Linked DNA regions of Homo sapiens: region 1 is linked to region 2. A link is a loop called in an ENCODE intact Hi-C map of the cell type or tissue named here. Cell type or tissue: Caco-2. All regions are shown on one strand.

Region 1 (8,000 bases), 510 kb after region 2:
GTTTTAAGATTATTTTTAAGAATGAAGAGAGGCTTCAATGTATCATGGTTGTTATAAGTTTCTCAACAAAATAATTCAGCTATTATCAGTCTTGAAGGTTAATTTTTTTAGACAATAGCCTTTATTTTATTTCAGTGTGCAATTGTGATGATGTGGTGAGGCTGGAAACACTGCTATTTGTTATTGTGATAAATCTGAAGATAAGGCTTTCAGGAAAAGTGATAGCTCACGGACAATCTAGAAAAATGTTGCTTTAAAGCAAATTCCTCTTCATGTTGCAATGTTTTGTTTCTTTTGGATTCTTTCTTTACAAGCAATGATCTTTGCATGTTATCTATCATATTGAATATGCAGCTTATCCTTCTCCAGAAGTCAAAGAGTGACATCTATAACATTCAAAATTATTATTTCAATAAATAAAAAAAAAACTGCAGGTAGAAATATTAGCTATAGATCTATTTTGGGCCACACTTTAATTTTAATCATTATTGGATCTAGGATTAAGCCTTGTGATCTAGACCTTGCTCTGTAATTGTACAGATATGCAATTCTAGATATATCTTTAAGCATTGTCTACATTTTCTTTTAAATATATACTTGTCTATGGCCATAGAAGCATATTATATAATAAATAATACATTTTTTACTATACATTTACCATAAAATGTATATATAGTCTATTTGTGTGCATATATTTATACTTTTATAATGTATATGGAAAATCTAATGCTTATTTTTATGCATATATATTTATGTATATATGTGAACACATATATACACAGATTCATATATATATGTAAACACATGTATTCATATATATATCTGTATTCATATATATATATCTGTATTCATATATATATATATCTGTATTCATATATATATATATATCTGTATTCATATATATATATATATATATCTGTATTCATATATATATATATATATATATATATATATATATATCCATATATCTTTTGGTTGAATGCCGTGCTATGGCCAAAATAGTGCAAAGATTATATACTACATATAAGGCTTCTTAAAAAATTAGAGTCCTTTGGAAATTCAAATGCTCATAGGCTTGAGTGTAAAATACTAGAAATAACAGAATATTTTGTTTATCAAGATAGCTAATGAAATTTTAAACAAAGATCCTATTTCCATAGCAATGCTCTTGATGATAGAGATCTGAAAAGGGTAGGAAAATCACAACAATAACAAGAAACAGCAACATGGATAAGCAAATCTCATTTAACATAAAGGCAAGATTGAACAGAGAGAAACATTGTACTGAAAGACCCACAAAAGAACTGATTTCAAATTGTTCTAATGTAAATTTCTGTGATTCTGTCAGCAGAAATTATGATAATGTGTGGCAGAACTACATTTGAGGTGTCAGTGGATATTTTTTCATTTTGGTGTCTGTCTCTGGCCTCTGCAATTGGAAAAGGTACAGCTAGACAAAAGGAACAAGTAAAGCCCCCTTATAAATTTGAAGATTCTTTAGCTTTCCACCATTTAAGTATTAAGTTCACGCTTCTTATCATAGCCTATAGATCATTCAAATGCAAATTCTTCATCTCATGTCCTGCTCTTCCCTCATATGGAGGCCCATCTGCAGCCACTCTAAATATGCAATGTACAAAACACATTGTGCTGCCTCAGGTCTCAGTGCCTTTCTTTGTATATGCAGTTTCCAAGACTTAGAAAAATGTCCCTACAAAGCCTCCACACTGCAGCTTAGACCCAGTGCAAAAGCCACGTCTATGCTTTGTGAGGACATTCTCCTCGTTTCCCTAATTTCCTCTTCCCCCTTTTAAATTCGTATTTCCAAGGAGAAAGCAGAGTACTGTTTGGGAACCCAAAGCTATATATTTAAATTATGGATTTACTACTTATTGCAACAGAGAATGTAATCAAATTATTTCGTCAGAATTTCAGTTTACCTGCAAATAATGTAGAGCATGATGCAATGTAAATTATAGAGTTTTTTAGGTCTTAATGAAATATACAGATAAAATTTTTCATAAAGAGACTAATGCACAACAGATACTCAAGAAATAATGGTGCTCTTCCTTCACCCACTTCCCCCAACCTGTGAGCTTGCTACAATAGCAAGTAACTCCTCCTGCTTCTGTATGTACGTACTGACTACCTGAATTGATAGGAGGCCTAATGAGGTGCTTATTATTAATAAGGAAGACTTATTTATCTTCCTACTCTAAATCTGGCAAAATACTGTATGTCTCCAATGTTTTTATTAAATATATCAAATAAGCTAATGTTTTATTAACTATATAAAGTAAACTAGCCTTTTCCCCCAGGTTTTCTTTTGCTTTTTGCCCAAATGAATTCATATACTCAACATAAAATTTAAAAAACCCACAGATATAATTTCAAACCATGCTTTTACTTTAACATATTTCACTGTCCTTTTTGTTTCATGATCCTCTTAATTATTGCTGTGATGAGTGCTTATTATTTCATCAAGCTGATGTGTCATACTTTCACAACTTCTCAAATATTGTTGAGTGTTCAGCCTATTTCTTATTTTTCATTATTAAATGACACTGTAATGAGCATCTTCATGCATACCATACTGTTTTTTGAAAAATATTATTCATAAGATGAATAATATTCATATTCATTATCAAGATGCATTGATGAGTCAAAGAAAGTGTGAACATCCTTCTGACTGTTGAAATAACTTTCCAAATTGTTTTCAATAAGATTTGCACAGTTCATTCTGTCACCAGTGAGGTGTGTGTATGCCAGTTTGCCATTTTTACCAAAATCTAGTAAATTTCCATTAGATCTTGCAGTAAGTAGACACCTACTGTTGCCCCCATCCTTCTATGGGGGCTACTCCTACCACTACTCCAAATATGTGACTCTAATTGGAAGTCATTTGCTTACTTTAACCCTGTCTTCTTAGGCAGAGTTAATTGCTCTAAGTATCAGCAACTGGGCCAATATTCCTCACTGAGCATTTTTCAAATTGATAATGAGATAGGGACTCAATTTCTTTCTTAAGCTATGAAATAAATGTTGTAAAGCTGGAACTCTTATGTTTCTCTCCCAGATGCTTAAAACTTAACAAATTTGGCTCTTTTTTTTTTCTTTCAATATCAAGTCAAATGCCACCTCCTCAGAGAGGACTTCTGTATGTACCCTATCTAAAGATGTCCCCCTGTTCTATCATTTTCAACTTATTCTCTGTCCTAGTAGTGTATTTTTATAGAACATAACAAAAATTACTTATTGCTAAACCATTTATTTTTTCTCTCCTTATCTCCATATTCCCCATGCTCTTCTGTAATAGATAGAAGAGGAGCTTCAGGAAAGCAGGTGACTTGTTCACTGCTTCATCCTTAGCACCTGGAAAAGTATCTTGTGCACAGTAGGGTGTCAATAACTATTTGTTGAATAAATGTGTGAGATATTCAGTTCTATATCAATAAATCTGAGCTGAAATTACTTCACCAAAAGAATTCTGATTCTAATTTATACGGACCTAAAATCTAGCTTTGCTCAAAGACTATATCTGACTCAGTTTCTTTATTTGTCCATGGCTTACACAATAAAATTCAGGTAATGAAAGAATATAACCTCTTTTTCCAATGAGAAACTTGTGGGAACTTCTACAGAAAAAACAAACTCTCTTGTAATCAAGGCCTCTCACCAGGTTCCACCAGCCATTTTTCATGCCGTTAATTCTCTGCTCAATTTCATTTGGAGGAAAGGAGTTTTACAACAAAAGCTCACTGCAGAAATTAAAACTCAAACTGGTTGCCCCCTGTTCATTTGCCACACAATATAGGTTTCTGGTGACATTCAGCTAATTAATTTTCTTCATTATTAACTACCCGTTATACATGGCCATTATAATGGAAACACATTCAGCCTGTGCTGCACCCCTTACAAGCAAGGTGGTTGTGTAAAGGCTCATTAATATAAGTGAGCTGGGGCAGTCTTCTTTTATGAAGTCAGAGTAAAGTGGAGTTTGAAAAATATTGCTCAGAATCAAACAAATTGCTGAAACAAAAAACATGCTCTGCTGAACTGTAACATCATTTTTTTTTTAGGGTAGAAGGAAAAGTTACACAAAATTAGACAGTGAATGCAATATAGGCATTCTTTATTTTTATTCCTCCAGATGCACTGGAGGGATGGCAAAAGAAAAGAAGTTAAAACAACTGTCCAATTATTATTATTTTAAAATTAACACCCACTTGAATTTGTTTAACTTGTCAGAAGCCTCTGTAGAGTTTACACTGTGGAAAGCCTTTCACCATTGCTTAATCTGTAGTGACATCTGGTGGCCTGAATTACTCAAGTAGCTGGAATAAACACTTCATTATACATGTCTTTAAAGACTCCCTAGTGGATACATGTCCTTATTTGGCCACCATTAAAGATGCATTAATTTTTTCTTGGATTCTAATTTTGTGTGCATGTGACATGGGAGAGAATGAAGGTATAGCAAAACTAATATATGAAGACTACAGTAATGACTTACTTTCGTATTAAAATAAAAACAACTTTAAGATTCTTTTCCATTTTCAAAATTATTTTGTTTTACACATTATATTGAACTACATTATTAAATGCACTAAATCAGTAAAATATTTAATACCTATTAATCATCAAGGACTGTGAATACTCTACCTCTTCGAATTATGATTAATTCACTCAACAAATATTTTGTTGAACATGTAAGCTACATTATCAAAAAATCTACCTGTAAATAAATTTGATTACTCTTATTTTAATCAGTAGAGACATAAGTACGTGATCTCAGTAGATTTCCTAGCATGCCAGTAAGTATTTTAACAGTCCCAAGCACATTTTTATCTTTTGCAGCCACTAACACGTCAAATATATTTTTTGAGTATTTGGCAATTATTCAAATATATTTGCCAATTGAATGACTACTGGTAGTATTGTATATTTCCTATAAATTAGTTGATTATTAATAGAATAATGAGGCAATATATTTTTCTACCATTCCCATTATCATTAAATTGATACCCTTTCAGTCTGGTTAAACAAATCAAGAACCTGGGACATACCTTTGATTCTTCTTTTTCCCACACTCTTAAATGCAATCCATTAATAATTTGTTACTTTTACTTCCTGAATAGATTTCAGACCTCTTGAAATATCTTCATTCATCATAAGTCTAGTGCCAGTTCCCATTATCTCTCAACAGGACTACCTTCAGGGCTAATTTCCTCATATTTATGTTCATCCTTTCTCCAAACTCCTCCACATTGCAGCTAGAGTAATCTTCGAAACAAAACCATGTTAGGTCAATTTCCTTATTAAAGCCCTCCACTGGCTTCCCATTGCTCTTCATAAAAGATAAAACTCTTGACTGATGCATGGTCTTATTCAATCATACACCTTCAGCCTCAATTCACACAAGGGCCTTTAACTCTGTAAATACATCATGACTTTCCAAACCCCACAACCTTTGCACATGCTGTTTCTTCTTCTTGAAGTACTTTTTTCATCTCTCTTTACCTAAAAAACAATCTTACTCATTTTTCATACATATGTTTGCAAGTTACTTCATATAAACCTCTCCATGTCCAAGTTGACCTCTCCATGTGCATTTAAATTCCCCAAATGTATCAAGATGTACCTTTTTTCCTATTTACCAAAGTTGTAATCTCATATTTTTTGTAGAATTTGATTAATATATTCTTCCTCTCCTAGACCGTAACCCTCATAGGAAACAGAAATCTGTCTGTCTTAATAATCCTTGTATCCTTAGCACCAAAATCAGGAACTGACATATGCACTGCAGTTGCTCATGAAATATAGGCTAAAATAATAAAATATATATAGAGAGAGATAGATATACATATATATAATTAATAGGCTGGGTGTTGGAGTTGAACATGCTTGAGTTCAAATGTTGGCACTGCTGTTTTTTTAGTTCTATGAAACATGACACATTACTCCTCACCTGCAATTAGGTTTAATAATATTTACCTCAAAGGGCTGTAGTGAAGATAAAACTAAATAATGGATTTGTGAATGCAAAGTCTTTGGCAATGATAGTTACATGATAAGTGGCAATTAGTATTATTAGTAGTAGTAGTAGTAGCAGTAGTTGTAGTATTGATGCATATCTAAAGAAAAATGCCTCAAATTATAGGGTATGGGCACTCTCAACTGCCTTTGTGATTTTGTAGGGCTTGTCAGCAGGGCCTTAGAGAAGTTTATCTGAGAAACTCTACACCTCACAGCAATCTTTTCTTAGGAGATGGAAAGCATGGAAGAAAGGTGGTAGAGCAACAAGAGTAGTAGCCAGAAATTCTACCTGAGAAGTAGAGTATAATAATAGGGAGGTGCAAGAAGCAGGTGAATTATCATTTTACACACACACATATATTCATGTATGTACTCATCTTTAACTAACCATGACAGCTTTAGGAGACATTGCTCTAGAAAAAGTATTTGTCAAAGAAGAATGGATGCTGCTCTTGCAAGGCTGAAGGCTTCAGATTACTGAAAACCATGGAAGAAGACCTCAGAGGTAAGAGATTCCCAAACTAGAGACAGGTGATAAAGGAGCAAGTTACACTTTCAGGTTTCAAACATTAGGTTGGGAACTTGGGCCAGGGAATCTCTACCTGCATCCTTATGTGTGTGTGTGTGTGTATGTGTGTCTGTGCATGTGAGCATGTATGTGCATATATATATATATGTCTGTTTTAATAATCATTTTGTGTATATATATATATGCAAAAGTACATTACAAATTATTCAGATTTAGATGTTTCCTTTGAGATTGTCTGTTTTTCTTGTTTTTTTGTATTCTGTGATTAAAAAACATTGTTTAAAGATATATATATTGGACTATTTAGAAAAACATAGTAACAATATGAAAGGGTTAGATCTACTGTACATGCTTTAAAGGTATAAGAGTATAAGAACCACAATAAATTGTGATAGATATATTTATGCTTGACTCTATATTCTTCTTTCCACACTTCATTTTGGGATTTGTCCTGGTTGTTCAAAGGTATATTATAAAAGCAAAAATGGAAAAAAGCCTGGCCACCCACAAAGATAAACCAGGGGAGAGAGAGTATTTAAATTAAATACTAATTTAAAAATCAATTACTGTGGTTTTTAGTTGAGAGGGCACAAAAAAAAAACCACATGTCTAAACCCCAACTTTTACCAATGGAAATAGAGTCTCTAGGGTATAAAGCTAGGGTGACTCCACTTTGAAGAAGTTCCTCAGTAATTTTAATGAGCATCTTTGTTTGAGAACGTAGAAGTAAAGGCCAGAAGAATTGAGTCTAGTGGGAATTATTTTCCTACCAGTTTCTTTGGTGCTTTTCAAATACGTTATGGCTTTTTTTATTTCTACATATTTTATTCTTGATGTTCCCTCAGTAGCCATTCTATTTTCCTCTCACCAGGGCTTTAAAACATCCTTTTTCTGTAAAGATTTCCTACATTCTTTAATCAGAATGAATCCTCACCTTTCTCTGTGGCTTTTGTCTTTTGATATCATTACAGCAATCATTCTACTCTGCCTCACAATTCTTATTAGTGTATCATTTGATTGTATGCTCATGTCAGGTATATCTCACCAGACCTCTGGCACAGGGCTTTGAGCACACAAAGTGCTCAATTAATGCTTTTTTTAAAAGAATGAATAAATATTTTCCATTTTCAAATTTATATTTAATGAAGTATAGCATATGAAGTATAACATAACATATATAACATATACTGTCTAGATGTTGGACTCTAGATTTAGAATGACAGGAGGCTTATACCAGTTTGGCCATCTATTAAACACCTCAGTGCCTCAGTTTTCTTATGTGGAAAATAAAGACTATAGTATCTCTAACTCAAAGGGCTGTTAGAAATACTAAACGTTAACATATTTAAGATGCTTAGATGGGCACTTGGCATGTAGAAAGCATTCAGCCAATGTTGGCTATGTCGATTGGATCACCAATCTGCAGAGACATTGC
Region 2 (8,000 bases):
GGGCCATAATTTGAAACTGAAATAATACAATCCAAGATTTGGCAAGGGCTTAATTAAAAGACTCAGCCTGCTATGATGCTAGTGTTATATCAAACTAAATTTGGCCTGAGGATGCTCCATACTCTAGTCCTGACATAACAAACTGAAACCTAACTTAGTGCATAAACTGAAAGCCTAAATTAGGAGCATACTTTTATAACAAACAGCTGAGGGTCAGCCAACCACAGCAGTTGAACTTCAGTCAATTGCAGGCGGCCAACTGTTCAAACTATGTTCCAATAAGGCAAACGCTGAAATATAATCAATCGAGCTATCTCTGTACCTCACTTTCATTTTCTGTACCTCATTTCCATTTCCTATCCATAAATATTGTCTGACCACGTTGCAGACCAGAGTTCTCTGAACCTGTTTAGGTTCTGAGGGCTGCCTGGTTTGTGAATTGTTCCCTGATCCATTAAATTTTATCAAACTTAACTTGCTTAAGGTTTTCTTCTGTTAATACTAGGACGCAGACTGCCTCTAACCTATTTATATTAGTCAGGGTAGGCTAGATTATGGTGACAAATAGATCTAATTAAATGTGGTTAGCTCAACACAATAGAAGTTTGTTTATTGCTCATATTAATGACAGGCCCTAGTTTGACAGGAATTAGTTGGTGGTAGTGTTTGTGTGAGTTTTGTTTTGCAGGGAGAAGCTCTTCTCCACACAGCCAGTCTTGAACCAAGACTATGACAGCTCTGGCATCTTGAGTTTGTGGTCCCCGAGGTTACCCTTGAGATCATCTCTTTTCCCAAGTTGAAAGGAGCAAAACTCACAGAGGAACATGTGGAAGGGTTTTATGTTCATGCCTATAAGTTGTATGTATCACTTCTGATTAGCTATAATTCAGTCATATGACCAATATAACCATAAGGGACATTGGGAAATGTAGCTTGGCTGTGTTTCTGGGAAAAACAGGAGAAAGGGTTTGCCAACATCATTAATTACCAACTTAGGCAAAAGAAATTCTACTTGTAGATCAGCTAATGTTACAGAAGGAATATATTAGGGGTCAAATAGGGTTTTGTAAGTTATCCCTACAGCATTCCACGTGTGTGTATGTGTGTGCGTGTGTGTGTGTGTGTGTGTGTGTGTATTTCTTGTTATAGCACTTTTCATCTTTTTCTTCCTGTCCTTTCTTCTCTGGTAGAGTTTATTGGAAGAGACAGGTTTTGGAGTGAGAGGAACTGGGATTGCAGTCCAGCCAGCTCTTCTACATTTCAGCTACATAGCCTCATCAAGTTTTAGTTTCCTCATCAGTCAAATTAGGGCAATAATGTGTAGGCACTAGAAGGCCAGTCTGGCATGAGATATGATGTCAGAGAGATTCTGTGTTTTGGCCACATCTGCTCATATTAGAACAATCTGGTCACTAGAAAAATAGGAAATAAAATACCTTTGAGCTTGACTTTAAAAAGTCACTTAAAATTTTTATTCTTTTTTTTTACATTAACTTTATTAAGATAAGCTTTATAAACAACAACATTCAATGATTTAAGTGTCCAATTTGATAAATGTTAACAAGTGTAGATAGTACTGTAATGGTAGTCATAATAGAGAATATTAATATGTATTTCCAATACCCCAAACCTTCCCTTATGTTTCTCTGCAGTCAATATATTCCCATTCCACCCCTGGCCCTGATAACCATTGGCATCATTTCTGTCAATGCAGCTTTTCCTTTTCTGGAACTTCATATAAACGAAATCATAAAGTTTTATGTGTGGTCTCTTTCATTTAGCGTGATGTTTTGAGTTATAGCCATGCTTTGTGTATATCAATAGTTAGTTTCTTTTCAATGAATATTATTCTATTGTATAGATATACCAAATTTATTTATAAATTCTATGCCTCAGTTCATAGACATTTGTATTTTTTGGCTTGGCTAATGTGAATACATCTGTCATGAAAATTTGAGCACAAGTCTTTGTGTGGACACATATTTTCATTTCTCCTGAGTAAATACCTAGGAACTGGACTTCAATGTCTGTCTTGCTTTGTTTTAATGCTTAATAATTTATATATGTTTGCTAACCTGGCTTATATCTCTACATTGGGGAGGAAAACATTTTGCATAAAAGACAATAAATTTTGTTTACATGATTGGGATATGCCCCTATTTAATACCTTGACTGCTTTATATAGTAATCTCTCAAGCTTGGCCAGTGTGAATTTGACAGACAAATAGCAACATAAGAGCTATAGTTATGTTTCTTCCACATATTAAGTTTCTTAAGTTTCTTCCATGTATGAAGCACTGAACTTGGTAAGGTCTTAACAATAGCAACAACAAGTATTTAAACATCAACAACTCTGTCACTGATAAAGTTTTATGTTATTTTTAAAATGTAGAAACTTAAGCATAAAGATGATTATACTTGCCCAAAGTAACTAATTAGAAAGGGGTACAGAATGAAGTCCAAACCCTGATCTACCTGATTTTCAATCCCATACATTTTCCATTGATCTATGTTTTTGAACCTTCAAAGCTGCAGAAAACTTTCTGGCAATGGAGATCTCGTTCATGGTTTTGTCTGTAGGAAGAACCATCTGAGTGTCTTGCAGCTCCTCTCCCTTTACTAGGCACCTTTTTGCCTATGGCAGATTATGCAGAGCAAATATTGCCCATTACTTTCTGCATTACATAAAGTCAATTTGGATTTTTGAATAATTATTTCCATCAGACTCTCAATACAAAGTTTATGAAGATAGGTATACTTAATAGTTTAAATAATGAATATTATAGCAATCCTAGATAATAGAGAAGTCTTCAAAAAATTAATCACCACCTCAAAAAGGCAAGATAGTCTCTTACAGTTGACAAACCCCTTAGCAACACAAACAAAGCCCTATAAATCCTCCTAACATTTTCCCCCTTCCCTTTAAGTGTACCATGTTGGGCTGACTCTATATCATCTAACCTTAACATCATTCATGATCTAGACAATGACAAAAAGAGGATAATAGCAGTTCAATGTACTTTTAAAATGCCTTATCTTTATAAATAATATTGAAATCTCTTTGCTATTTTATCTATGCCTTGCATGTAAGGCAAGAATGGTGTTTTGCTCATAGGAAGTTCTCAAATTAGTACTTATTTGAGTACAAGGTCAATTTGTCACTTCCTCTTTCTATTAGTTTTGATTATACCATGCTAGAAGTATGAAATTATTTTCTATTAATAAGGAATTGTTTCAGCAATGGCTGAAGCAGAGAGTACTTGCAGATGTAATCTCAAAAGGTATGTAATGTGATTGAATAAAATAAAATAACTTCAATTATTTTCAATCTCATTATATCATTAAATTTATGCTATTTATTTAGCAGGGTGGGTGATCCAGGAAAAGACATAGGTTCATTTGAGTGATACTAGAAGCAATAGCTAGGGGATCTTAATTGCTCCACTGATGAACAAATTTTTTTTCCTTCTACTTCTCTGTTCTTCCCTTTCTAGTAAAGCTTACTGGAAGAGACACAGTTTTGGAGTAGGATGATCTGGGATTGAAGGCAGGCTCTTTTGCTTTACATCTAACTGATGTCTTCAAGTTTTAGGTTTCTACTGAGCAAAACAAAGATAATAATATCTTCTCATATGACTGTTGTGAGAATTAAGTGGCTGCTTACGCTACTCTCTAAGGTAGGAAATACAGAAAGAGAACGAGCTTAGATGGGTAATATAAACTTTATTCCTGTGATGAACTCAGGCGCCTGTCAGACATTTGTAAAATATTTAAAAGGTGATGAGTAGGTAGGGTAAATTTGGACAGCCAGATCAGAAGTGTAGAGTTTTGTGAGGTGTCAGATGGAATGACTGTTGTTTGCTCAAGGAGAGAATGTAGAGTCAGCAAGACTCTGGGAACACAGGGCAGAGACCCTGGGTGCATCAGCATGTCAGGAGTGGGCAGCAGTGCCTCAAAAGCAATGTAGAAGTTTCCAGAGTGGAAATGCATAACCATGTTCTTCTGCATCTTTGTGGGCTGGAGTACAGCACTGTGCTATTTTTGTGAGGCTTTTGTGCAGTTGATTAAAAAAATAGTATCTTTGAAAAGAACATTAGAGAACACCAAGGGAAACTTATAATTGCCTAAACATTTAAGTTTTCTAAGTTGTTGATGACAGCTGGTCGAGCAGTCTTTTCTTCTACTCTCCAATTTAGAGGGAAATGCTGCCAACAATCTCTCACCAGCAGAGGGACCAACCTGGATGCTTTCCTTGTAGCAGAGGCTGCTCTGGGGGTGAAAGTGAAACGAGAGCACCCAGGCTGTCTGATGGTAAAGTCTGCATCCTCGGCTTGATCTGGCCTCACTTTTGGCTCCATTTAACAAACATCCTACTTACTGAGCATCTATCACATATTGTGTTGGGCAACTGGGACAAAATATGACTGAGAAGCAGTCTCTGCCAATAGGAATTTTACAATCTAATGCAAGATTGAGCCATACCAATTCATGGAGACAAACACAAAAAGGAATGCCTAACACCATGCCTGGCCCCAGTTTTAAAATATTTTCTTTAACTGGAAGAGAGTTTTCCATTATGTACCTTCTCTCAGGCAATATTAGATTTGTATCTGTATTATGGAAAAGGTATTATTACCTCCATTTTTTAAAAGGGCAAATTAAGTCTAAGAGACTTCAATTTGCCTAGGATTACAAAGTCAACAAAAGGTAAAGATAAAATATTAGCTGGTTATGTTTGGACTGCAAAGCCCAGTTCATTACACAACACTATTTAGAAATGCAGAAAACCAACTGTGAAATTTTAAATGAGAATACACTGTTTACCTGCTAAATTCAAGAGAGGAAGAGAGGTCAGGGAGAAAGAAGGGACGATGGTGAGGAGGAAAGAAAAAAAAAGAGACAGGAAAAGGTGAGAAGAAAGACAATGCAAAGAAGTAGAAAGAGTGAGGAAAGAAAGTTAAAAGAACTAAGAGGTACAGGTGATAATGCTTTCCTGAGCTAAAGATAAACATCCCTTCCAGCCAATAATATTTATAAAAATTTCTTCTCCAGCATTCAGAAGGTGAAAGAAGATCATTACTCAGTAGGACCTCTTCAAAGGGTGAGTAAAAGCTGTAGAGTTAATAATGTTAAAAAATCTTTCCCCAAAATCAAGAAAAGCAGGAGAAATAAAAATAAAGCTCAAAGGGAAAATGGAACCAAAGATAAAAATCAGACCATGCTATTACTAACTCAAAGACTTGAAATGAGCAGAATAATATTTATAGACCTGTGGGCTGTGAAATGAAGGGATCTGTTTCTCTGGCATGCATATGTCAAATATAAATGCATGTGTATATGGACTTCATAACTTGCCTATCTTACTTTTATTTGAGGATCTACAAAATGTGATAGAAAAATGTAAAACTTGAAGTTAGAAACCTTTGAGTATGGCTCTCACATTTTACACAATTACTTGGGAAAATAATGTATATCAACCTCAGGGTCTTCAATTGTAAAATGGAAACAACATTCCAGCCATATCTATAAAACTTGTTATGATCAATTATCTTGAATCAAATGAAATGAGGTAGTAGTGGCATCATGATTAAGATCATAGGCTGTTTGGTAAGTGCTGGGTTTGAATTAAGGACCTGCTGTTTAACACTAAGCAAACTCTTTTACTTTGGTAAGCATCATTTTCTTGTCTATAGAATGGGGATAATAACAGTACTAAAGTCATGATGAGGTTATGGGAATTGTTTGGGATCACGCATATCATTGCCTGGCACAGTACCTGGTAAGCAGTAAGTTGTCAAATAATGCTATTTGATGATTGTAAGGATGGTGACAATGCATGACAATGACAAAGATAATCATGATGGTTATGCTTGGGAGGATATAATATCCTCTGGAAAGTCTTCCCTCACCTCATTCTTACCTCTGCAGGAGACACAAATGTCCACCTCTATGTTACTGTATGATTTTGAACATACTTCCACTATAGATCTTTGTTAAATAATGATACTGACAGGATGAAGGGAGTGATGATGCTGTAAGATTTATTAGGCACAGTATAGGTAGATAGCATATTATCTATCCTCTCCTGGTAGAGTGCCTCAATCCTGAGCTGAGTCATATCAATACAATCTTTTAAAAGATACTGTGAATGGCTGCTTTCTCACATGGCTCTCTTCACCTTCAAACCCACAATAGCAAGTATTTTTCATTCTTTGGATCTCTCTGATTTCCTCTTCTGCTACCAGTTAAAGACAATTCTGTGCTTTTAAAGAATAATGTGATTAGATTTGGTTGATTTAATGAAGTAATCTCCCTTTCCGTGAACTAAAGGTCAATTGATTAGTAGCCTAATCATTGATTAATAAGCCTACTAATTGATTAGTAGTATGATTTTGACTATACGACTACTATAGATGCTATTAAATAATCCCGTTGTCACTAAATTTCCTGTTCTTCTGTCCTGCAAATTTATGAGCATCATGAGATTCTGTTCCCTCACTGCCTTAGACATAGTAGACTTTCAAAGAATATCTGCTATAATATTCTGGGATTGCACACTGTAAACTCTAAAGCAGTAGAGGCATGCTCACTAGTGTAACTGTAATTGTTTATATAGGTTTTTTCTCCTGTTCAATTTTTTTTTTTAAATAATAAGCATTCAGTGTGTTGGGAAGGTGTCCAATATCACCACCACCTGTGATTCTGAAAACAGCTGTTTTTTGTTTGGTATAAAAGCAAGGAGGAAGAAATTGACTTGGAACTGGAGGTACTTAATAACAGCACAAAAGATAAACAATACAAACCTTGTTGATGAAAATGTGGTCATAGAAGACCAGCATAACTATCTCCTGGGATCTCATTAGACAAGCAAAGTCTCAGGCCCCATCCAAAACCTATTGAATTGGAATTTGCATTTAACAAAATTCTCAAGGGATTCCTGAATTTGAGATGCTCTGCTCTAAAACCCTTGGCATAGTCACTGAAGTAGGCAGAGAGCTCTTTTTCTGAATTATCTTCAGGAAACGGCACTTAGAAAGAAGCAAACATCTACAGATCAACTCTATGTACCAAGCTCAGGATAGGTGCTTTGATACACATTTTACTTTAAACCACCCAGTGTTCTTATAAAGTGTATGCTGTTATCATTCTTCTTCTTTTTTTTTTTTTTCCTGAGACACAGTCTCACTCTATCATCCAGGCTGGAGTGCAGTGGTGCGATCTTGGCTGACTGCAACCTCCGCCTCCCAGGATCAAGCAATTCTCCTGCCTCACCCTCCCAAGTAGCTGGGATTACAGGTGCACACCACCATGCCTGGCTAATTTTTGTATTTTTAGTAGAGATGGGGTTTCACCATTTTGGCCAGGCTGGTCTTGAACTCCTGACCTCAAATGATCCATCCGCCTCAGCCTCCCAAAGTGCTGAGATTATAGGTGTGAGCCACTGTGCCCAGCCATTATCATTCTTTTATAGATAAAACCATGATGCTCAGAGACAATGAATAAGGTAGGCAAGGTCACACAGTAAGCAAGTTGCAAAGTTTGAATATGATGTGATGATGCTGCTTCAAAGTCAATGTTTGCAGGAATCCTAAGCAGTCACATGAAGCCCTAATTTAGCGAACCTGTTCTTAGCCTCCAAACCTCCCATCCAGAACCATTACCTCTATCTGAAGTTGTGCATTGGCACACCTTGTTTAAAGGCCAGACTTCAAATTCAGGCAGGTATGTGTTGAAATCTCAGCTTCTCTATTTATTTGCTATGAAACATTAATATTCCTGTACCCAAACAGCAAAAACACTCCCTCCACAGGGCTGCTACAATGACTTAATATCATGTGCAATAAGCACTTGGCACAGTCCTTAACGGACAGTAAGTGTTCAACAAATACTAGATGCTACTCCAATTAAACTATTTCTTTCTAAAAACCTTCTCAATTTGATATAAATAACACTCCCCAAAATGTCTTAATGAAAGTATTGCTTATTCCTGTGTTTTATAG

Evidence for each region. A loop is a pair of places that touch in the nucleus more often than their neighbours do. Peaks named below come from ENCODE experiments on the same cell type or tissue, not always from the same donor. Only the 100,000 strongest peaks of a DNase experiment are listed, where the experiment ranks them.
Region 1: a loop joins it to region 2, with 17 times the contacts of the local background. A loop is called at or near these places in 3 of 110 quality-filtered maps.

The regions. Positions count from the first base shown.
Region 1 is chr11:81,233,008-81,241,007 of GRCh38, forward strand. No RefSeq gene overlaps it. Among named protein-coding and RNA genes, the nearest start is that of LINC02720, 470 kb to the left of the region's middle. In Caco-2, a CTCF peak has its summit at 4,318 (motif pointing left); a DNase peak (open chromatin) is centred at 4,324.
Region 2 is chr11:80,723,309-80,731,308 of GRCh38, forward strand. LOC105369409 (a long non-coding RNA gene) reads left to right here. Exons shown (of 3, transcript XR_001748502.2): 2 at 5,053-5,101. Among named protein-coding and RNA genes, the nearest start is that of LINC02720, 35 kb to the right of the region's middle. In Caco-2, no CTCF peak of the experiment used is centred here; a DNase peak (open chromatin) is centred at 4,253.